Linked DNA regions of Homo sapiens: region 1 is linked to region 2. The links are chromatin loops, found by intact Hi-C in ENCODE. Cell type or tissue: pancreas. All regions are shown on one strand. Each heading gives the region's core, and the rest is flanking DNA. Links, peaks and the distances in the headings are about the cores only.

The links. Peaks named below come from ENCODE experiments on the same cell type or tissue, not always from the same donor. Only the 100,000 strongest peaks of a DNase experiment are listed, where the experiment ranks them.
Region 1: a loop joins it to region 2, with 2.4 times the contacts of the local background. A loop is called at or near these places in 8 of 110 quality-filtered maps.

The regions. Positions count from the first base shown.
Region 1 is chr16:16,136,851-16,148,324 of GRCh38, reverse strand. ABCC1 (ATP binding cassette subfamily C member 1 (ABCC1 blood group)) reads right to left here. Exons shown (of 31, transcript NM_004996.4): 30 at 9,767-9,961; 31 at 5,272-7,152. The coding sequence ends at 7,044. Among named protein-coding and RNA genes, the nearest start is that of ABCC6, 81 kb to the left of the region's middle. In pancreas, for the core only: a CTCF peak has its summit at 5,147; no DNase peak of the experiment used is centred there; H3K27ac peaks cover 688 bases.
Region 2 is chr16:15,769,671-15,781,144 of GRCh38, reverse strand. MYH11 (myosin heavy chain 11) reads left to right here. Exons shown (of 41, transcript NM_002474.3): 7 at 2,302-2,365; 8 at 4,969-5,067; 9 at 9,433-9,576. Among named protein-coding and RNA genes, the nearest start is that of MYH11, 82 kb to the left of the region's middle. In pancreas, for the core only: no CTCF peak of the experiment used is centred there; no DNase peak of the experiment used is centred there.

The sequences.
Region 1 (11,474 bases), core at 2,825-7,824, 370 kb before region 2:
GTGGTCAATGCACAGCTTGTTGCATTCCTCACACATTTCTTTTTTTGTTTTTTGAGACAGAGTCTTACTCTGTCACCTAGGCTAAAGTGCAGTGGCAAGATCTCGGCTCACTGCAACCTCTGCCTCCCAGGTTCAAGCGATTCTCCTGCTACAGCCTGCCGGGTAGCTGGGATTATAGGCACCCACCACCACACCTGGCTAATTATTTTTGTATTTTTACTAGAGACGGGGTTTCACCATGTTGGCCAGGTTGGTCTTGAACTCCTGACCTCAGGTGATCTGCCCACCTCGGCCTCCAAAAGTGCTGGGATTACAGGCGTGAACCATCATGCCCAGCCTCCTCACTCCTCTTTCTGACAGCGGTCAGTATATTAATACTGGACTCACCAAACCAGCTGCAGGCACCGGAAAAGAGGGACTAAGTCTAAAGTAGCCAAGCCTAAGGCCACACATAGATCGCTGGGAAGGGCAGCGTGAGACATTAGACAACTCCCTAGATCCTAACATTATGTATGCTAGTCAGGGAGTCTCACTGACCTCGTGGCATTGCCGCAAGAATGACATAATACATGGATATGTGTTCGTGGAAGCACAGAAGGCAATCCCCCAGGCTTTCTGAACCTTATTGACACGTGGGGCCAGATAGTTCTGTGCTGTGGGGACATGTCCTGCACATCGTAGGACGTTCAGCAGCGCCCCTGGCCTCTTCTTCACTAGATGCCAATAACATCCTCCTTCTACCGCCACCAGACTTGTGACACTGCCATTAATCCCCCAGGGGGTCAAAGCCACCTAGTTGGGCCGGGTGCAGTGGCTCATGCCTGTAATCCCAGTGCTTTGGGAGGCGGAGGCAGGTGAATCACTTGAGGTCAGGAGTTCGAGACCAGCCTGGACAACAAGGTGAACCCCTGGCTCTACCAGACATACAAAAATTAGCCGGGTGTGGTAGCAGGTGCCTATAATCCCAGCTACTCTGAAGGCTGAGGCAGGAGAATCGCCTGAACCCAGGCAGAGAAGGTTGCAGTGAGCCAAGATCACACCACTGCACTCCAGGCTGGGTGACAGAGCAAGACTGTCTGAAAAAACACAAAACAAAAAGACCCACTTGGTTGAGAATCCCCGGTCTAACCTGCCCCGCTGCCATCCATCATCCACAGATACTTGAGCAGTGGCTTTGCTGGTGTCAGGGGTGGCAGGGCAAGAACTCCACCTTTTCTTAAGGACACAGGGCCTGCTCCGCCCATCAGGTCATGGGACTTTCTGATGGCCCATCCTCACAGGTTTTGTGATGCCCCTTTTGGCCTGGAGTAAACTTCTAACTGCAGCTTCTACCACCTTCAAAGTGGGGCAGGAAGTCCGCATTCTTGACCTGCCCCTAGTCATGCCTGCAAAGCTGTGGACCCACAACTACCTATTCCTAGCTCCATTTCACAGGTGAGGAAACTGAGGCTCAAGGGGTTGACATGACTTGCCAAGTTGACCCAGTCAGTAAGGACAGAGTGGGGATCTGTTTCTGGGTGTAATACCAAAGTCATTGCACAGGACACATTTGTCCTTTAGAGAAAGGAAGGGCGGCAGATGCAGCCTGTCTTCTCTGGCTGGAGCTGAGCCACCTGCCTTGCAGAGTGACCCTAGGCAGGGGCTGCCATGTGGGCATTTGGCAAACTCAGCTGGGGATGACCCAGGGCCACCAGACTCTCTTTCCTAGGCTGTGTGCCAGGGAGCAGAGGGTGGGCCACAGGCGGCCAGCACGTGGGAACCGGCACCTGCCAGCCTGCTAACGAGACTGCTGTTGGGCCCACACCACGGCAGTCTGGAGACGCGCCAGAGGGGATGCCCAGGCCATTAATACCCCCGCCATGGGCTGCTGCCAGTAGGGTCTGGCTGGTGGGTGGAACACGAATTTCATCCATCAAGGCTGCAGACTTCCTCTCTGGTCAGTGCCTGCGCCCAGTAGACTCTTTAAAACTCAACAGTCCACCTCGCCACTGCAAACACGTAACTACGTATACCTGACACTGCTTTAAATGCCCGCCACGCACGCATTCAGTGGACCAGAGGAGGAAGCCACCTCACTGGGCCCCTTACTGGAACGTTTTGATGAGGAAGGTACTACCATCAGGCCCTTTTGACAGATGAGAAAACAAACAGAATGAGTGGCATCTCTGCCCAAGCAGTGTGGCTTCAGAGCCCGTGTCCTCACCATCAGTCACTCACTCTGTCACCCAGGCTGGAGTGCAGTGGCGTGATCTTGGCTCACTGCAACCTCCACCTCCCAGTTCAAGCAATTCTTATGCCTCAGTCTCCCAAGTAGCTGGAATTACAGGCACTCGCCACCACACCTGGCTAATTTTTGTATTTTTAGTAGAGACAGGATTTCACCATGTTGGCCAGGCTGGTCTCGAACTCCTGACCTCAGGTGATCTGCCTGCCTCGGCCTCCCAAAGTGCTGGGATGACAGGCGTGAGCCACCGTGCCCGGCCAGTGCGTGTTTTCATAAGGTCACTACAGCCACCAGGTTGAGGACACTGATGTGTGTGTGGGGGGCTGGGGGCAAAAGCCTCGAGACCACTGTGGCAGCTGTTGTAGGGATGCAGGGAGAAAGTGGGGTGGCTGGGACCAGCGTGGTGGCAATGGGAGGACGGGGAGTGGATAGATTCTGGGTGTTTTGCAGAAAATCAAACAAATTTGCTGTAGGACCCGATGGTGGGTGTGAGGACAGATGAACAGTTCAACACTGGAAAGCACCAGCCCCCTCCTTACGCCTCTCTGGTCTGGGGGGATCCTTTCCAATGTGGAGAGTTCTGCACAGTGAGGCCAGGGCCAGCACGTAGTAGGTACAAAACAGAGCTTCCTTCCACAGTACTTCCACTCCCCTGGATGAGGAGTTATGCCTCACTCTGCCTCCTCTTCATAAAGTGGATTAAACTTGAACTCAGCCCCGGATTCCACCTGAGCATGCAGCTGCCCCACCCCAAGACACTGGCACAGATGCACACCAGGTGGAGCTCTCTGGGACTGCTTAGGATCTGACCTGGGATTTTAAGACTCAGGGTCAGGCTTTGAGATCTAAACACATCTCACATCCCTATTAAGATTCCCGCTGGTAGATCCAACTACTACTCTTTTGAAATGGAGTCTCGGCTTGCTCTGTTGCCCAGGCTGGAGTGCAATGACTTGATTTCAGCCCACTGCAACCTTTATCTCCCACATTCAAGCAATTCTCCTGTCAGCCTCCCCAGTAGCTGGGACTACAGGCATGTGCCACCATGCCCAACTAATTTTTGTGTTTTTAGTAGAGACGGGGTTTCACCATGTTGATCAGGCTGGTCTTGAACTCCTGACCTCAGGCAATCCACCCGCCTCAGCCTCCCAAAGTCCTGGGATTACAGGCGTCAGCCACTGCACCCAGCCTCAACTACTTCTAATTTAACAAAAAAAAAGTTTTTATATAGAAAGAGTTCCACTATGTTGCCTAGGCTGGTTTTGAACTCTTCAGCTCAAGCAGTCCTCCTGTCTCAGCCTCTCAAAGTGCTGGGATTACAGGCATGAGCCACCTCGTCTAGCCAATACTGCTAATTCTAATAGTCACAACGTCACCAGTTTTTCACTGGGCACCTTCATACTCTGTGGTTCCTAATGCAAGCCAATGACATCATTCAGGCATGAGCCACCATGCCCGGCTGGCTGATACTACCTATTCTAATGGTTATGACCTTACTGGCTTTTCACTAGGCACCTTCACACTCTGCAGTCCCTAATGCAAGCCAACAGTTTCAATGGGGCATGAGTCACTGCACCCAGACACTACTACTCATTCTAATGGTCACCACCTCGCCGGCTCTTCCCTGAGCACCTTTGTACACCACAGTCCCTAGTGCAAGCCAACAATTTCAATCAGGGGACAGGAAAGCTTGAGGGAACAATGGCAGTGCTAGAACGTTCTATCTGCACATGTACTTGGTGCATGGTTTTAGGTGTGGCAGAAATGGTGTGCTCCCCAAATACAGACATTCCTTACTGCCCAGACTCACCCAGTTCGAAGTTAGAAACCGAACACACTAGTCTGACTACTCCGCTATCCAAAACTCCAGAACCACATCAGTTAGGAAAGGGAGAAATCCTTCTCTTCCACAGGCACCGCTCCATTTCCCAGCTCCCGCAGTGGTTGGGTTGGGGCCATGTGACTCATTTTGGCCAATGGGCTGTGAGTGGGATTAACTGCGTCAGTTCCGGTTTCAGACACAGAAGAGTGGGTGAGAGTCGTCCACTCTCCCTTCTCCCACTGTGGGGACCTGGAGGCCAACCCTTGGGAGGCCATGTCACAAAACCAGGACAGCCTGGATCACTTGTCACAGGGAAGTCACCTACCCTGGAGAGGCAGCTGACCCTCACCAAGAACTGCGTGAGCAAGAAATAAAGCCTTGTGATCATTTCCGAAGATTTTACGGCGAATTTGTTACTGCAGCGCAGCCTCGCCTCTCTGGACTAACATAAAGGGATTTTCAGGCCAGGTGCCTGAACCCCAGCACTTTGGGAGGCTCAGGCAGGAGGATCCCCAGAGCCCAGGAGTTTAAGAACAACCTGGGTAACATAGCAAGACCCTGACTCTATAAAAATTTTTAAAAATTAGCTGGGCACATGCCTGTAGTCCCAGCTACCCAGGAGGCTGAGGCAGGAAGATTGCGTAAGCCCAGGAGTTTGAGGCTGCAGTGAGCTATGATCGTGCCACTGCACACCAGCCTGGGCAACAGAGTGAGACCGTGCCTCTAGCAAAAAAAAAAAAAAAAAAAAGGGCAGGGGGAGGGCAGGATTTTCAAGGATCGTTCTGGCCACATGTGATTTCTGCCTCGCCTGTGTCTTAGAACCTGACCGAGGCTACGAGTACCGCACACATCACTGCTCACAGGGTAAGTACGATCAGCCTCATTTTACAGACAAAGCAAGTGAGGCACAGAGGCTGAGTGACTTCCCCAGGGTCACAAGAACAGCAAATGACAAGAGCAGGACTCAAGCCAGGGTCTGTCCAACCCCAAAACCTGGGCTCCGTCCACCTTGCGGCTGTCCCGCCTTCCCACTAAACCCCATCTGACTAGTGATCTCTACAACTTGCCCTTTCTGGCAACAGCTCCCACTAGAGGCGACTTGTTGTCAAAAGGAAAGAACAGAAACAGGAAGATGCCACATCCTGACCCTGCAGAGGACATGGCTGGAACCCTCGCCGAGGCCCCAAAGGAAAGGGAACCATTCTTTAGAAAGAAATAAAATATATAGATATATATATATTTTTTTACTGCAAATGTTCGCATTTCCAGTGTAAGTCATTACAAAAGGATCCCCCAAAACTTAGTTTATCTAATGTGAAAGAATGGTATAACTTACAAAAAATAAATATATGCGTTTTCGCCTAAAAGAAAGATGCTCTCTGGGTTTGAAGTCGGCGGCGTAATTCTTAGCAAGTCTGAGTCTTGGGGCAGCCTCAGCTCTGGCTGCCTTCCGGATTCCACTTTGGGCTCTAACGAGACACCTTAAAGAACAGGCTTTAAAAGATGCTGCTTCCCTGTTTTCTTCCAGGAACACAGAGACCAACACGGTTTCAAACACAGGGCGAGCTTCTCACTATTTCCTGGGAATGTTACTTCTCAGCCCAACACTTCTATTCCCAAGAAGTTCAAGTTTTGAGACTGTTTTTCTCCCCGGAACAGTACTTAAAAAAAAAAAATCATTGATATTCAAAGATGGGTTCTTTTCGTGTCCTGGAAGAGCATCAGTAACTAAATATCAAGTTCTCCACAATGCTGCCCCCCCTGGGGGGCTAACCGGATGCCAAGGGAGAGAATTAACATCTAAAAACAAGGAAAAGACTCAAGGGGACATTTTTTTGGTACCCACTGGTAATACTTGGGAGGTATTTCGTGTTCTTTACTTTGAAAGCTTCATAACCATGAGCAGGTACCATGAGAGGGAAAGAAAAGAGGTGGTAAGAAAAAAGAACAAAATCAATCAACACTGTAAGCAACCAACACTGCTTTGGGCCAGGCCCCTAACACATTTTTCTGCTAGGACTGGCATAGTACCTTCCAGCTGGTTGCTCACTCTCAGTCTCTATTTCTAGTCAAGGTCAAATTCCCATGAGGCCATCTCCTTAATATTTACCCCACATCAATCATGGTGGGAACAGTAATAACAGCATTGATTGTTCTTACAATGTTGAACAAAAGAAAAAAGGGAAAGCCTGGAGTCGGGGTGGGTGGGGAGGGAAGCCCCAGGTGGAACGTCGGCCCTGAGACAATCCCCTGGCCCTACAGTTCCAGGTCCAGGTTAGCCGTTAGTCCAACCAGGTCCCTTCCAGGAGGACAGGCGTGGGAGTGCAGAGGCTGCCTCTGGCCCAAAACGAGAACTGGTAGAGCTGGCGCTGAGATGCTGGTTCCCAGCTTTTGAGTGCCTGGAAGACCAGATGTTGGTAAGAGGACCATCCAGGGCCCTGGGACACTGCCAAGGGGAGAAAATGATTTTCTCCAGGCCCCTCAACCACAAAACTGCAGCCCCAAGGAAATGAAGCGTTCCTGGTAGACCCAGACAAGGATGTTAGAGGTGATGGGAGCCAGAAGCATCTCAAAGACTTGCAGTCCACAGACTTCGGCTGGAGAGATCCGAGGCAGTAGGCTGAATTTGGTCACTAGGATCTTCTATACAACCAATTCCTCCAGAAGTCTGGCTGCCAAAACTCCTCCGTGGGAAGCACCAGGAAACCACTTGCATTCCTGGGGGCGTGAGGCTGTGTGTCTGTCTCAGGGCACCAGGGGCAGGGTGTGCGTGTTTTGGGTGGTTCGCATCTCTGTCTCTCCTGGGTCTTCACAGCCAGTTCCAGGCAGGGGACCGGATGGCGGTGGCTGCTGCTTTGAATATGTTTTGGTTGTCTGGGTTTGGTTTTTATGTTTTGGTTTCAGTGTGGGAGGCTTGGTTTACCAGGGGTACTGACTCCTCCCTGGGCGCTGGCATATAGGCCCTGCAGTTCTGACCAGATATGCCAGCTCTGGGGCTCACACCAAGCCGGCGTCTTTGGCCATGCTGTAGAAAAGACCTCTCTGCTGCAGGAGGTCCGATGGGGCGCCGTACTCCTGGATTTCTCCTTTGTCCAAGACGATCACCCTGAGGGAGAGGGGATACAGACATGAGGGGAAGGGGAGGGGTGAGCACCTCGTGCCCCTGGGACAACTGACCTGGGCAAGTCACTGCTTCGGGTCAGGCCCCTAACACTTTTTGCTAGGACTGGTGCAGTACCTTCCAGCTGGTTGCTCACCCTCAATCCCTATTTCTAGTCAATGTCAGATTCCCATGAGGCCAGCTCCTTAATATCTACCCCACATCAATCATGGTGTGAATGGTATTAACAGTGTTGACTGTTCACATTCACTGTTCCATTACATTCAGAGTAAAATAAAAAGATCTTACCACAGTCTACAATAACGATTGGCAACATTTTTCTGAAAAAGGCCAGATAGTAAATACTTGAGGCTCTGCAGGCCATATGCTTTCTGTTACAACTACGCATCTCTGCTGTATTTATAGTGTGAAAGCTGCCAGAGACAACAGGAAAATGAACAGATGTGGCTGCGTGCCAATAAAACTTTATTCATAAAAACACGCAGGGGGCCAGATCTGTGGCCTGTGGGCCATAGTTGGCTGACCCCTAATATTTTAGGTCCTGTAAGATTTGACACTGCCCACTTCTGTCCTCATTTCTATGTCCTATATTTCAAAAGCACCAACTCAGCATCTGCCACTTAGTAGGTGGTACTCAGTGAACTAGAAACATCATGTCAGCTGGGTGCAGAGACTCACGCCTATAATCCCAGCACTTTGGAAGGCTGAGGCAGGAGGATCACTTGAGGCCGCAGTGAGCTGTGATCCCACCACTGCACTCCAGCCTGGGCGACAGGGTGAGACCCTGTCTCAAAAATATATAAAATAAAATAGAAACTCATGTCACTTCCCTGCTTAAAACCTTCCAATGGCTTTATAGGGCTCTTAGAGTAAGTTCCAAGCTTCTCACCGTGGTTACATGGTGCTCTAAGATCCAGCCCCTGCCTACCTTTCTGGCCTAATCTCCTGCCCCTGTCCACTCAATTCCAACCTCTAGGTACATGGCCTCCTCATGCTAGCCTTCAAATTCATTAAGCGCATTCATTTTTACATTCGGCTGTACCGGCTGCCTAGAATGTTCTTCCTTTAGATCCAAGGTTGGCAAACTGTGGCCTGCAGGCCAAATCTGACCCCTTGCCTGTTTTTATGAATAAAGTTTTATTGGAACATAGCCATGCTCATTCATTCGTGCACTATCTATGACTGCTTTCACACGGCAACACTGGAGTCAAGTGGCTGAGAGGCCATGTGGCCCACAAAGCTGAAACTACCCCGGCCCTTAAGAACAAGGTTGCAGATCGCTGTCCCAGATCTTCTCAAGGCTGACTCCTTTTCATTGTTCAGGTCTCAGCTAAAATGTCACCTCTTCAGAGATGACCCACACAAAACTCAAAACCCCCCAGGACCCTGGCACTATGGCAGCATTCTGACTTTTGTGGTCCCCGGCACTGATGCCTACGGAGGTGGCTTTCTCCACACAAAATGCTAGAAATTCTATTTTATGACTGTGTTAGTATAAATAAAATCCAGGTTGGATTATATTCTTTTTTTTTTTTTTTTTTTTTTTGAGATGGAGTCTCACTCTGTTGCCCAGGCTGGACTGCAGTGGCACAATCTCAGCTCACTGCAACCTCCACCTCCCAGGTTCAAGCAATTCTCCTTCCTCAGCCTCCCAAGTACCTGGGATTATGGGCACGCACCACCACACTTGGCTACTTTTTGTATTTTTAATGGTGACAGGGTCTCACCGTGTTGGCCAAGCTGGTCTCAAACTATCGACCTCAGGTGATCTGCCTGCCTCGGCCTCCCAAAGTGCTGGGATTACAGCCGTGAGCCACCGCACCTGGCCTGCTTCTGATTTTTTAAAAAAAATAAAACCTTTTTGTGGGCCCCACGCACTGGGCCTGCAGTGTTCAATGGAAACAGTGGCCCTGCCCAGCACTCGCTATCCCGTCTCCTTGGCAAGCGTCCTTCCCAGCACCTGCTGCCCTCTGGAATCCTGTTGGTTTATTGCTCTGTATATTTTTTGTCTCCTCCATCTAATAAGCTACTTGGTCCTGGAGGCAGGGACTTTGTCTGACAGCAGCCTACAGAGTCCCCAGTGTCTGGGAACACCGCAGGTGCGCTGACGTGAATGAATGACTAGATGATATTAGAAATACCTGGTACCACTGGGCACAGCGGTTCATGCCTGTAATCCCAGCAATTTGGGAGGCGGAGGCGGGCAGATCGCCTGAGGTCAGGAGTTCGAGACCAGCCTGGCCAACATGGCAAAACCCTGTCACTACTAAAAATATAAAAGTTAGATGGGCGTGGTGGCACATTCCTGTAGTTCCAGCTATTCGGGAGTCTGAGGCAGGAGAAATGCTTGAACCCCAGAGGCAGAGGTTGCAGTGAGCCGAGATCACACCACTGCACTCCAGAGATGAAGCGAGACTCTGTCTCAAAAAAAAAAAAAAAAAAAGAAATAGCTGGTACCATCCAGGATGAAGAGAGGATCCACCCACTGGGGCTGTCACTAGGGATAAGGACAGTGTTGAATGAATTAATGAATTAATGAGTGAGCCAGTGAGTAAGGCAAACTCCCAAAGCCTAGAGGCCACTGTGCCAGTGGCATCACCTTGTGTAGTCCATGATGGTGTTGAGCCGGTGGGCGATGGTGAGGACGGTGCAGTCCTCGAACTGTGTCCGGATGGTGGACTGGATGAGGTCGTCCGTTTCCAGGTCCACGGCTGCCGTGGCCTCATCCAACACAAGGATCTTCGTCTTCCTCAGCAGGGCCCGGGCTAGGCACACAAGCTGGCGCTGCCCGACACTTGACCGGAAGAAAAAAACCAGGAGATAGTGTTGGGTCAAACCACCCCTGACCCTGAACCTAGGCCCAGGCTGGGAGAAGCGAAAGGAGACACTCTATGTTGCTTGACCAGGAAAGCATGTCCACTCCCAACATCTGTGTCTGCAGCAGACATCACTAATCAATCAGAGCACATCTCCTATTCAGCAAGATGCAGGTTCAGAATCATTCTCAAAACAGCAGCTCACACCTACAATCTGAGCACTTTGGGAGGCTGAGGTGGGAGGATAGCTTGAAGCCAGGAATTTGAGACCAGCCTGGGCAAAAAAGCAAGACCCCCATCTCTCCAAAAACAAAAATAAACAAATTAGCTGGGTGTGGTGGCATGCTCTTGTAGTCCCAGTTACTGGGAGGCTGAGGCAGGATTGCTTGAGTCCAGGAGTTAGAGTCCGAGATCAATCCACTGTACTCCAGCCTAGGCAACAGAGTGAGACACTGTCTCTTAAAAAAAATAAAATAAAAAAAAAATAAGAGCCGGGCACAGTGGCTCACACCTAGTATCCCAGCACCTTGTGAGGCTAAGGCGGGTGGATCGCTTGAGGCCAGGAGTTTGAGACTAGCCTGGACAATGTGGTGATACCCCATCTCTACTAAAAATGCAAAATTTAACTGGGCATGGTGACAGGCACCTGTCATCCCAGCTACTTAGGAGGCAGAGGCAGAACAATTGCTTGAGCCTGGGGGCGGAGGTTGCAGATGAGATTGCGCCACTGCACTCCAGCCTGGGTGATAGAGTGAGACCCTCCGTCTCAAAAAAAAAAAAAAAAAAAAAAAAAAAAGGCCTCATACCCATGCATCCCTTATCCAACTGTGGGGCCATGAGAGGTGGCTCTGGAATCAGACATGTTCCTTGCTTTGGCCAATGGGACACCAGCAAAAGTAAGGACAGCCAAAAGAATACTGTTAGATGCAATAGGGGCTTGCACGCTCTTGTGCCCCTGCCATCGCCATGACAACATGCCCAAGCTGGTCTGCTGGAGAATGAGGGATGCACGGAACATACCCTTCTTGCCCCACCTGAGGCCAAAAGCCAGCTGACCCCGAGATCAGCCAACAGCCAGCTGACTCCCAGACATGCATGTGAGCCCAGCCGAGATCAGCAGAGCCACCTGGCTGACTGCCCTCGTATGGCAGCAATGATCGTTGCTTTATGGTTGAACATGCCTGAGGCTTTATGGTTGGTTGTCATGGAGACGGATAACAGAACCAGAACCAGGCACTAACAAACACCACCAAAGCAGGACCCCAGAGGTTCCGCTGGTGTGCCAGGCATTAATGCTTTAGTTGCTGGGTCATGGACAGAGCTCCAGGATCCTGGTAGAGACCAAGACAGCTGGGGTAGTGCATGGGGACCTGGGGGCTCAGAGCAGTGCTAGTGACCAACTGGTACAGAAGACTTTCCATAGCTTAACAACTGACAGCCACTATCAACTGAATGGAGCTGGTGTGTATAAAAGGAAATGTACTGGTCATC
Region 2 (11,474 bases), core at 3,178-8,177:
CACTTGAGCTCAAGAGTTTGAGACCAGCCTGGGCAACATGGGGAAACCCCATCTCTACAAAAATAAATAAATAAAGTGCATTTCAGCATATCAATGCTCGGGCCAGGCCACACCAACAGAAGACACAGTAAGAGACAGACACTTAGGTCTATCCACGGCGACAGCTACAAATACAAGGAAAAGGGTCAAGTTCAGGCACTGATGATGTTGGCATGGGATTTTCCAGAATGGCAACTGACTCTCAGTGAAGCGCTGAACCAAAGAACAATCTTCTCTAGAGTCACACAGATGGGATATTCTTGTATTAGAACAACATTTTAAACACTTGTTAATGCTTTCATTTAAAAGCATAAAAATCTAGACCAGGCACAGAGTGGCTCACACCTGTAAACCCAGCACCTTGGGAGGCTGAGTTGGGAAGATCACCTGAGGTCAGGAGTTTGAGACCAGCCTGGCTAACATGGTGAAACCCTGTCTCTACTAAAAATACAAAAATTAGCTGGGCGCAGTGACACATGCCTGTATTCCCAGCTACTCGGGAGGCTGAGGTGGGAGAATTCCTTGAACCCGGGGAGATGGAGGTTGCAGTGAGCCAAAGTCACACCACTGCACTCCAACCTGGGCGACAGAGTGAGGCTCTTGTCTCAAAAAAAAAAAAAAAAAAAAAAAAGCGTAAAAATCTAAAGTCATAAAGGTTAGGTTCTAAGCCTGGCTAATTACAAACAGATTTTTACCTCCATGAGTGGCAGGTGAGACATTGGAAGAGTCATAAGGGATATAGACAAGGATTGGCATCAGAGACTCTCCAGGTCATTGCAGGACTCCCAAAATATCCTTGGCCCCACTGTTCACTAACAACAGCGGCCCCCCCCCAACATGTGACAAGCCAAATAATGGCTTCCACCGATTTCCAAAATCTCCATAGCAGATGTGCCGCCTCCACTGAGAAGCACTGCGTTTGCATGTTCCAATTCTGTGCAATGTTTCTAGCCTGTCATAAATGGAAGCACGTGCAAGACAAATCCCTAAAAACATCCTCCACTCACTGGCGTCCCTGCCATCTTGGGAAGGAGAGTGAAGAAGGTGCCTGGGCCTTGCCTGTGACCAGCCGGCTCTCCCTGGCTCCATCTGGGATATGGTCATCCCAAATCACTCTACTGCATGTTTCCCAATGGGGAAAGTTTGAAGGTTTTGTCAAGGACTGAGCAAGCCTAGGGGATTGTGTCCACACACGCCAACACTTCCCACCATGTTATGTCATGATGGGGGAAAAGGATGAAATCCTGTCTCACCTGTTGAGGAAACAGGAAAAGGGTTCATGCCAACAGATGGAGGATTGGGTTCCATCCTTGGTTTCATGGCTTAGCTGAGGCAGGTAGATAGGGCCATCTTTGGAGATACTTGTTGAGCCTCTAGGGCCAGGAACATGAGCCATTCCTGCCTAAAGGACATCCTACACAGGGCCTGCTTGGGCAGTGTGGCCAATGCATACTCACCTGTCCCACAGAAAAGGTTTAATCCATAGTTGGATGATGTGGATGTTTTGGAGCAGGGTGGGGTCTGGGGAGGGAGCCCTCTAGCCCCTGAATATGGAAAAACCTTCTTTCTGCTTAGGGCCCTACCTCTCAGGAGCAACGTCACGTTGGACAAGTCACTTGATCTCTTTTAGCCTTAGTTTTCCCAGCTTTAAAATGGGGATAGTGGGCTGGGTGTGGTAGTTTACTCCTGTAATCCCAGCACTTTGGGAGGCTGAGGTGGGAGGATTGCTTGAGTGCAGCAGTCTGAGGCCAACCTGGACAACACAGTGAGATCCTATCTCTACAAAAAAAAATTTAAAAATTAGCCAGATATGGTGGTGCATGCCTGTAGTCCTAGCTGCTTGGGAGGGTGAGGTCATGGGGAAAAGGGGATTGCTTGAGCCCAGGAGTTCAAGGTTACAGTGAGCTGTGATTGCACCACTGCACTCCAGCCCTCGCTGACAGAGCAAAACCTTGTCTCTAATAAATAAATAAGTTTTTTTAAATAGGGATAGCCATGATGGACTACGGTCATTGCAAAAGCCGAATGAAATTGATCTGTGAACATGTTTTACACGTTCTGTTGCTGTCAGGCCTGGGGTGGTTTCAGCTCAGCAGATGTTGGTTCCGCCTGACAACTTGACCTGTGGGGTTCTGAGTGTTCGCAAGAATCTCCCCGCCCCACCTCCCATCCTCTGTACCATCTGCCTCCTGCTTGCCCACAGCATGGGGTTAACGGCTGAAGTTGGGCAGCAAAGCCTGAACTGTGTTTTCCTGTTGGCAGGGCAAATTCATCCGCATCAACTTCGACGTCACGGGTTACATCGTGGGAGCCAACATTGAGACCTGTATCCTTTCCCTGAGCCTGGGCCAAATGGGTACCCCTGCCCCCTACCAATCTCCTGCCCAGAGGCTGGGAGAGTCCAAGAGCCACCTCTATCTTTCCAGCCTCTTAGGTTTCTTCCAGAACAAATCTCCCCTTAACAGCAGGCATTGTGGTGCAGTGGTTATACATGTGTGGACCGGACCCCTGGTTTGAACCCTAAACAAGCAGCCTAGGCTGCATGTGATGCTCAAATGATCTGTCCCTTAGCTGAGTGACCTTGGGCTGGTTACTCCACCTCTCTGTGCCTCATCAGCAAAATGGGGATGATAATGAATGGTACCTGCCTCATAGAAATGTGAGAATAGAGTGAATGAACTCATATAAAGCTCTAGGCACCATGCGAGGTGCAGAGTAAGGGCTGGCTACGTAGTGTCTATCGTATGATCTTCACTTCATCCTTATTCAGCCATTGTCCGAGGCCAAATTCTGGACCTGTCGTCCTCTTAGAGAGTTGGTCTGTGATCGGCTCCACTTCTTAGGTAGGAAATTGATGAAAACAGAGTTTACCCAGAAGAATGCTGGTATCGCAAGGAACAAGTAGAGCATCTCTTTCATGAACCTGAGCGGTGAAGTGGAGCCAAGTTAGAAATTTCTGGACGTGGGGGAACAACCAGGTCTAGAGTTCAGTGACTGATCAGCCTCAGGAGCTTTGCAGGCGGCCCTAGGGCTCAGGCTTCCTGTGGAACACGTGCTTGGCAATGTATAGGACCTGGGGGCCTGACTTAGCTTCTTTCTGCACCTGAGGTCCTCTAGCAGCACCTAGTGGTCCCATTTTTCCACGTTATGTGCCCTGGATAAGAGGGTGGGTTGTGGAGTAGCTTCCTCTCCACTGTACTTGTCTAAGCTGTGGGGATTTGGGAAAATCACTGAAGCTCTCTGGGCCTCAGTTTTGCCTCGGTAAAATGGGGGTGATTGCACCTAGTTTCTGGAGCTGGTGCAGGGGTTAAATGAAATAATATGCATAATAATATGCACAGCCCTTGGTACGGTACTGGGCCCAAAGTGAGCATCTCATAGGTGGTGGCTATTGCGTTAACTCAATGTTTTCTACGTTTCTACTTTAATCTGCCCAAACCAGCCAGGATTCCCATCCTGCAGCTAGGAGGGCTGTCAGGCTTCGGTCAAGTCCAGAGCCAGGGCCCTCTTGTCCTGCAGCCCTGCACACACCTCTCAGCAATTCATTTCCTGTGTTTAGAGCGAGCCCCAGGCATAGCCCCGTCCTTCTGGCCTCAGCCTTCCTTTTAGATCAGTGGTTCTCAAAGTATGTTTCCAAACCAGCAGCATCAGCATCACTTGGGAGCTCTTTAGAAACACACATCTCAGCCAGGCACGGTGGTTCACGCCTGTAATTCCAGCACTTTGGGAGGCCGAGGCGGGCAGACCACTTGAGGTCAGGAGTTCGAGACCACCTGGCCAATATGGTGAAACCCTGTCTCTACTAAAAATACAAAAATTATCCAGGCGTGGTGGCATGCACCTGTAGTCCCAGCTACTCAGGAGGCTGAGGCAGGAGAATTGCTTGGATCCGGGAGGCAGAGGTTGCAGTGAGCCAAGATCACACACTGCCCTCCAGCCTGGGTGACAGAGCGAGACTCTGGCTCAAACATACGTGCGTGTGTGTGTGTGTGTGTGTGTGTATGTGTGCGTGTGTATACCCATGTACACCATGAGAAAGTCTGAGAATCACTGCTTTCCAGATTGGACATGGGCTGTGGTAGCCCGGGCACTGCTAGCTGGCTTTAGGACTTGAAGAAGACAAGGTCTGCTGATCTAGCCCCATCATCCCGCACCATCATGCTTAGTGCTGTGGAAATCCACCCAGTACAGTAGCCCAGCCTCCCAGCTGCCCTCTCCCATCACCCCGGACCCTGTGATCTCCATGCCACCCTCACCTGCCCTCCCCTCTGCTCTCCCTCCTGCCACCCCGCATCGCGGAGAAGCTCTCCTGAAATTAATTAGTGTGGCGTGTTTACGGTCTCTCTCGCCTCCATCCCGTCAGACCCCACTCTTGGAACAGAGGGCATGGAAGACAGCTTTGCCACTTGTTAGCTGTATCATCTTGAGAAAGGACTTCTCTTCTCTGAGCCTCAGTTTCCCCTTATTGAAAACACCGATAATAGTTGCACTTATTTCCTAGCATACTTTGTGAGGCTTCAGTGAGACAATTTATATCAATCATTTCACACAGGAATGAATCATAAATCATAGGATCATAGATGGTGTCATTATTTGTATTCTGTCATGTCTGAAGACAGCTCATTTTAAAGAAGATTTGCTGGTGATGGCTGTTAGGGGAACATCTCGTTACCATTACCTTCTTCCTGGAGCCTTTTTATGCTTTTTCTTTTCACTCTATTCCCCTCCCTTTTTTTTGCATCTGAAGTCTGCTGGCAGCACCCAGCGGTTCCATTTGTCCATAGGGGCAATGGTCAAAGTTAGACATTACCGATCCCAGGGGTAGAACTGGAAAGTCATCCCATGTGAATTGGGTGTGACAGGGATGGAGGTGGAAGACCAGAGGAACACCCGCAGTATCCCCAGAATCCCTAACTCCCTCCAAACCAGATCTGCTAGAAAAATCACGGGCAATTCGCCAAGCCAGAGACGAGAGGACATTCCACATCTTTTACTACATGATTGCTGGAGCCAAGGAGAAGATGAGAAGTAAGTGACTAGCAATGACATGTGATTGGATGGCTTGAGCCTTCCCTTTCATCAGAATCCGGGGTTAAGGGATTGGCTATTAAAACAGTCTCAGATCCTGCCAGAAAGGACCATGTCTGTGAGTGACATATGAACAGTTCTTCATCTCCTCCCAATGAGTGAGTGTGGCTTGTGTTCAGTCATTCTCATTTACTGAGCACCTACTATGTGACATAGTAGCCATCAACTCCAATTAGACATTAGATCATTAATGATTCATGTCTCATTAGACCAGAGAGCATCAAGTCCAACTAGACACAATCTACGCCTTCAAGGAAAGGGAGAAAGACATTTGCCTTACTTGCCAATTTATAAAACTTGCAAATATAAAAGATGCATTCTGGTTTTATAAGGAATTTGCAGGGGCAGCAGGACTAAGCATTTTTCATTATACATGTTTTGCCAGTGACTTTGTAGAACAGGGGTCAAGACTTTTTCTGTAAAAGGCCAGATAGTAAATCTTCAGGCTTTGCAGGCCAGGTGGCTTCTGGCACAGCTATTCAACTCTGCCATTGTAATACAAGAGCAGCCACAGGCAATATATAAACCAATGAGTGCAGGCAACACATAAACCAGTGAGCTCAGGCAACACATAAACCAGTGAGCTCAGGCAACACATAAACCAATGAGCACAGGCAGTACATAAACCAATGAGCACAGGCAGCACATAAACCAATGAACATAGGCAACACATAAATCAGTGAGTGCAGATGCATCACTGTGTTACAATAAAACTTTATTTACAAAAACAGGCAGTGTGCAGAAGTTTGCTGACCTCTGTTGTAGGGAAAAGTTTTTTTATGTAAATATAATACACTGTATACCAAACTCCAGTAGGAAGTTATGAGTTCTGGACCTGCAGCTGTTTACTAACTCTTAAAAATATATACAAATCGCATAGCTTAAAAAAGGAATGGATCAGTGACTATCTGTACATAGTAGAGTCTACATGTTAGTAATAAGTTTTGAGTCTGAAATTCTATGGGAACAATACAGACTTTGCTTCCCATCTCTTTTGTGGCCCAAGGTTAGTTATTTTGGTTAAGACAGTTACCAAAAGGATCTGTGTGAGCTCAGAACTTCGCTGTGTCGGAGTGTATTGTAGACCTCAGCTACTAGGGGGTGGCATTATCCATTATTTAAATTTCCAGGGTGGGGCAAAGTGGCTCATGCCTGTAATCCCACACTTTCGGAGGCAGAGGCGGGCGGATTACCTGAGGTCAGGAGTTTGAGACCAGCTCGGCCAAGATAGTGAAACCCTGTCTCCCCAAAAATACAAAAATTAGCCAGGTGTGGTGGCTGGCGCCTGTCATCCCAGCTACTTGGGAGGCTGAGGCAGGAGAATCACTTGAACCTAGAAGGTGGAGTTTGCAGTGAGCTAAGATTGCACCACTGCACTCCAGCCTAGGCGATAGAGTGAGACTCTGTCTCAAACAATAAAAATAAGTTTCCTTAATGGCTGGCTTTCAGGAACATAGGCTATGAGGTGGAGCAATTTTTGGTAAAGGGGGAATGCTGAATGGATTTTTTATGTACCAGCAAACATGGTATATTAGCAGTTACAGTGCAGGACCCTGTGGAATGGGCCAGGGAAAAATGTTGACATTCCTTTTCCTTTTATTTGGCACCCAAGAAAACAGTTTGGTTGTTTGGTACCTTGGGTTCCAGTTTTGTGCTTTGCCTCTGGTCTTCCAGAAATGGGCAAGTATAGGGCTCAGAACTAAATTCCCAGGGGCCGTTTGTATTCTAGATGATAGAACTGGAAAGATGTTAGGCTTTTAGAAAGAACCAAATATTGCTAAATGCATCCAAACTCGGGATAATGAAGTCTTGGCAAAGACCTCAATCCTCGTGACTTGAATCAGGCATTTCAAGTTAATCCAAAAGTTTGAGTTAACTGGTGCCTTCAGTCAATTTAACCTCGAGTTTATCAAGCAGCTTCCAAGTGACTTGACCCATAAAAGACCTTGATTTTGAAAGAAAAATATCTTGCTGACGTCTCTCCAAAAGTATAACCGAATCCATCCTAATTAAAGATTGATCTGGAAGAGGATCCTTGATGTATTGGAGGGTATAATAAAAGCAAATGGTGCAGGAGAAAGAAAGGCAATTATAAAGTTGGGGGTGGGGGAGAAGCTGAACAACAACAAAGGAAATGTAATCATAGGATACAGTTTGACACAGAATATCTAATTAATGTCATAAAAAGGGAGTTGGCAAACTGTTTTTGCTAAAGGGTCAGTAGTAAACGTTTTAGACTTTAAGGACCAGATGGCCTCTGTTGCAACTACTCAACTCTGTTGCCTAGTGAGAAAGCAGCCATGAGAAATAAACAAGGACATCAGAGCAGCTGTGTTTCAATAAAACTTTATTTACAAAAACAACAGGGGACCAGATTTGCCAACCTGTGATATAAGCCTTATATATTGATTCAACTAAAAATAGCTGGGGGTGGCTGGGCACGGTGGCTCACACCTGTAATCCCAGCACTTTGGGAGGCTGAGGCGGGTGGATCACCTGATGTCAGGGGTTCAAGACTAGACTAGCCAACATGATGAAACCCCGTCTCTACTAAAAATACAACAAATTACCTGGGCATGGTGGTGGGTGCCTGTAATCCCAGCTACTCGAGAGGCAGGAGAATTGCTTGAATCCGGGAGGCAGAGGTTGCAGTGAGCAGCCAATATCGCACCACTGCACTCCAACCTGGACAAAGGTGAAACTCCCTCTCAAAAAAAAAAAAAAAAATAGCTGGAGGAAAGGAAAGGTAGTATAAGAAAGCTGCATTTTTGCCTACCATAGCAGGAAGTCACTAGATACTATCTAAACTTGACATATCCAGAAATCGCCTATTACAGCGATTGTGCTTTGCCTCTGGTCTTCCAATAGGCCAAAAGCACCTGTTACTTTTGGCACTGAGGACTGGTTTCCTGGAAGAAAAGTTTTCCACAGACTGGGCGGGCAGGGTTGGGGGGATGGTGTGGGGATGATTCACGTGTATTACATTTACTGTGCACTTTATTATTACATTGTAATATACAATGAAATAATTATACTAGTCACCATAATGTAGAATCATTGGGAGCTTGTTTTCCTGCAGTCCCATCGGGGGGTGATGGGGGACAGTGACAGATTATCAGGCATTAGAGTGTTATAAGGAGGGCACATGTGCAGCTCACGATAGGGTTTGCGCTCCTATGAGAATCTAATGCTGCTGCTGATCTTATGGGAAGCGGAGCTCAGACAGTGATGCAAGCGATGGGCAGCAGCTGCAAATAGCGGATAAAGCTTCACTTGCTCACCTGCTGCTCACCTCCTGCTGTGTGGCCCAGTTCCTAACATGGACCGGTACTGGTCTATGGCCTATGGGTTGGGGAACCCTTGGCCTATGATATGTAATACATAATGGTATATACATTATAATAGGCTAGTATATATAGCAAGCCTATTGTACAGAGAGATAGTGGTAACTGCCAGATAAAAAGCAGCTAAAAGAGATAAAAGCAGGTATTATGGAGTAAGGTAGAGTTGGAGAAGGGATGTGACAGGAGAATGCTATTTTTCATTATAAACCTTTGGTAGTAATTGATTTTTAAAACTCATGTGCCTGTTTGAATTTGATAAAAATTTTATAAATACATGAATAAGGCCAGGTGCGGTGGCTCACGTCTGTAATCCCAGAACTTTGAGAGGCCAAGGTGGGTGGATCACCTGAGGTCAGGAGTTCAAGTCTAGTGTGGTCAACATGGTGAAACCCCATCTCTACTAAAAATACAAAATTTAGCCGGGCGTGGTGGCGGGCGCCTGTAATCCCAGCTACTCAGGAGGTTGAGGCAGGAGAATCGCTTGAACCTGGGAGGCGGAGGTTGCAGTGAGCCGAGATCGCGCCACTGCACTCCTGCCTGGACGACAGAGTGAGACTCCGTCTCAAAAAAAAAAAAAAAAAAAAAAGAGTAAAGGTTGATCTAACTCTTCTGACAGCTTTGTCTCTGAAGGCTGAAGGCAGGGTGCCTCTAGACAATTGAGGTAAAGGCATCCCTTCCTCCAGGTAAATGTAACTTCGTGCCAGGGATTGTGGCTTAGCAAGCAGAACCAAGGCTGGATATCAGCTGCAGTCACTGGAGCAGTGCACAACCTGCACCGCTGTGTAAGGCTGGCAGTGGTTGGTGAGGCTGTCTACGTGACGATGCGTGAGGGCTTTAAACGGTTCAAGCCTTGATAAAGGGAAAGGAATTATGATGGCCCAGACCCTTGACCAGATCTCGGTCTCATGTTGAAATTAGAAGTATGTCTTATTGACCCTGACCTGTCTTCCTCTCCTTCTAGGTGACTTGCTTTTGGAGGGCTTCAACAACTACACCTTCCTCTCCAATGGCTTTGTGCCCATCCCAGCAGCCCAGGATGATGAGATGTTCCAGGAAACCGTGGAGGCCATGGCAATCATGGGTTTCAGCGAGGAGGAGCAGCTATGTAAGCCTCACACCTTGAGTCTGGAGGGTAGCTTGCCTGGATACCAGTGGAACCTGTTAAGAACTCTTCTCTGGTCAGGACAGATTTCTGCTCTCTGAATTCCCCACCTTCCATTAAAAAAAAAAAAAAAAAAGGAGGAAAATGAATTTTATTCTAGGTGGTTTGTTTGTGTTGTAGAAAAGTGGCTGTATAACTAGGGTTGCAAGTAACCCGAGCTGGCTTAAACCAAAGGGAAAGTGACTAACTCAGAATGTTGAGAAGTTCAGGGAGGTTAGGCACAGTGGTTCAGGTCTGTAATCTCAGCGCTTTGCGGGGCCAAGGTGGGCGGATCACTTTAGGTCAGGAGTTCGAGACCAACCTGGTCAATTTGGTGAAACCCTGTCTCTACTAAAAATACAAAAAAAAAATTAGCCAGGGCTGGTGGTGCACACTTGTAGTCCTAGCTACTCAGGAGGCTGAGGTGGGAGGATTGCTTGAACCCGGAAGGCAGAGGTTGCAGTGAGCCAAGATTACACCACTCCACTCCAGCTTGGGAGATGGAGCTAGACTCCATCTCAAAAAAAAAAAAAGTTCAGGAATTCAAGCTTCAGGTACAGTGAGATCTAGGTGTTCAAAAGATTTTTCTAGAACCTAATTTCTTGTCTTCTATCTCTCTCGACTACATTGTTTCTCTATAGGATGCAGTTTGTTGACAGCAACATAGCTGGGTTCCAGCCCTTATATTCTTTGGGTTTATGTCCAAAGAACAGAGTAGATTCCCGGCTTAAGTTCCTGAATGGAGTGTCATTGACTCTGATTGGTTGGCTTAGGTTGATATGCACATTCCTGAGCTATGCAGCATAGGCAGGGTTGTGGAAAGCGCAGGGTGGTTTCATTATGGTCCCTAAGAATGGATTCTTGGAGCTGAAGGTAGAGATGTTGGCCTCATCAGGAACATGTGGGCAGGGTTTAGGGGAGGGGGAGTGATCGAGGCAGTGGATTTACTCAGGCTTTTCCTGGAGGGGTTGCTCTGGTGATCAATTGATATTGATCAAAATCATCCAACCAATGGCCAAGAAACACACTGGGTCTTGAGAACAGGACAGCTCAGAAAGAAATTCTTGGTCGGGACACTGTGTTTCCAGAAACGATTTTCCTTCTGCGTTAGATGTGCCTCAGTGTTGAAGGTTAATCTCTTTCAGGAACACCAGGACAGAACTGTGGAAAGTTTCCCTTCCTTCCCACGCCTACGCCCGTTTGGAGCCCCAGAATAGCACTGAGGTTGCTGAAATGCTGCATAAGGGGAGGGGCAGCTCCTCCGAAGATAACTTGGGGTCTGGAAAATTAGGCTGTATGGGTCAGTTGACAAATGGATGGTGTATGTGGGTCTTGGCCAGGGTCCCACATCAGAATCTAGTGCTGATAGCCTCCTTGTCTGAATGACATAGGCCCTCCAAGAATGATTCATTTCATTTGGGACAGGGGTCAGTTTTGCTTCTAATCTTGCTTTTAAATAACAATGAACAATGGTTAAGTATTTGCTGTGTGCCAGGAATTTACCAAATCCTTTTTTCTTGATGTACTACACTGTTCAGTATAGTTTTATTTAAATAATAAAAAACTGGAACAGGCTGGGCACAGTGGCTCATGCCTGTAATCCCAGCATTTGGAGACACTGAGGCAAGAGGATTGCTTGAGCCCAGGAGTTCGAGACCAGCCTGGATAACACAGTGAGACTCTGTCTCTACAAAAAAAATAAATAGAAAAAAACTGGAACAAACTAAAATAGGTTGATTAATAGAGGGTTTATTAAATCATTGTCTGTCCTTGTGAAAGAAAACAATGAGACCATTTAAATTGTTTTGCTGGGCATGGTGGCTCACGCCTGTAATTCCAGCACTTTGAGAAGCCAAGGCAGG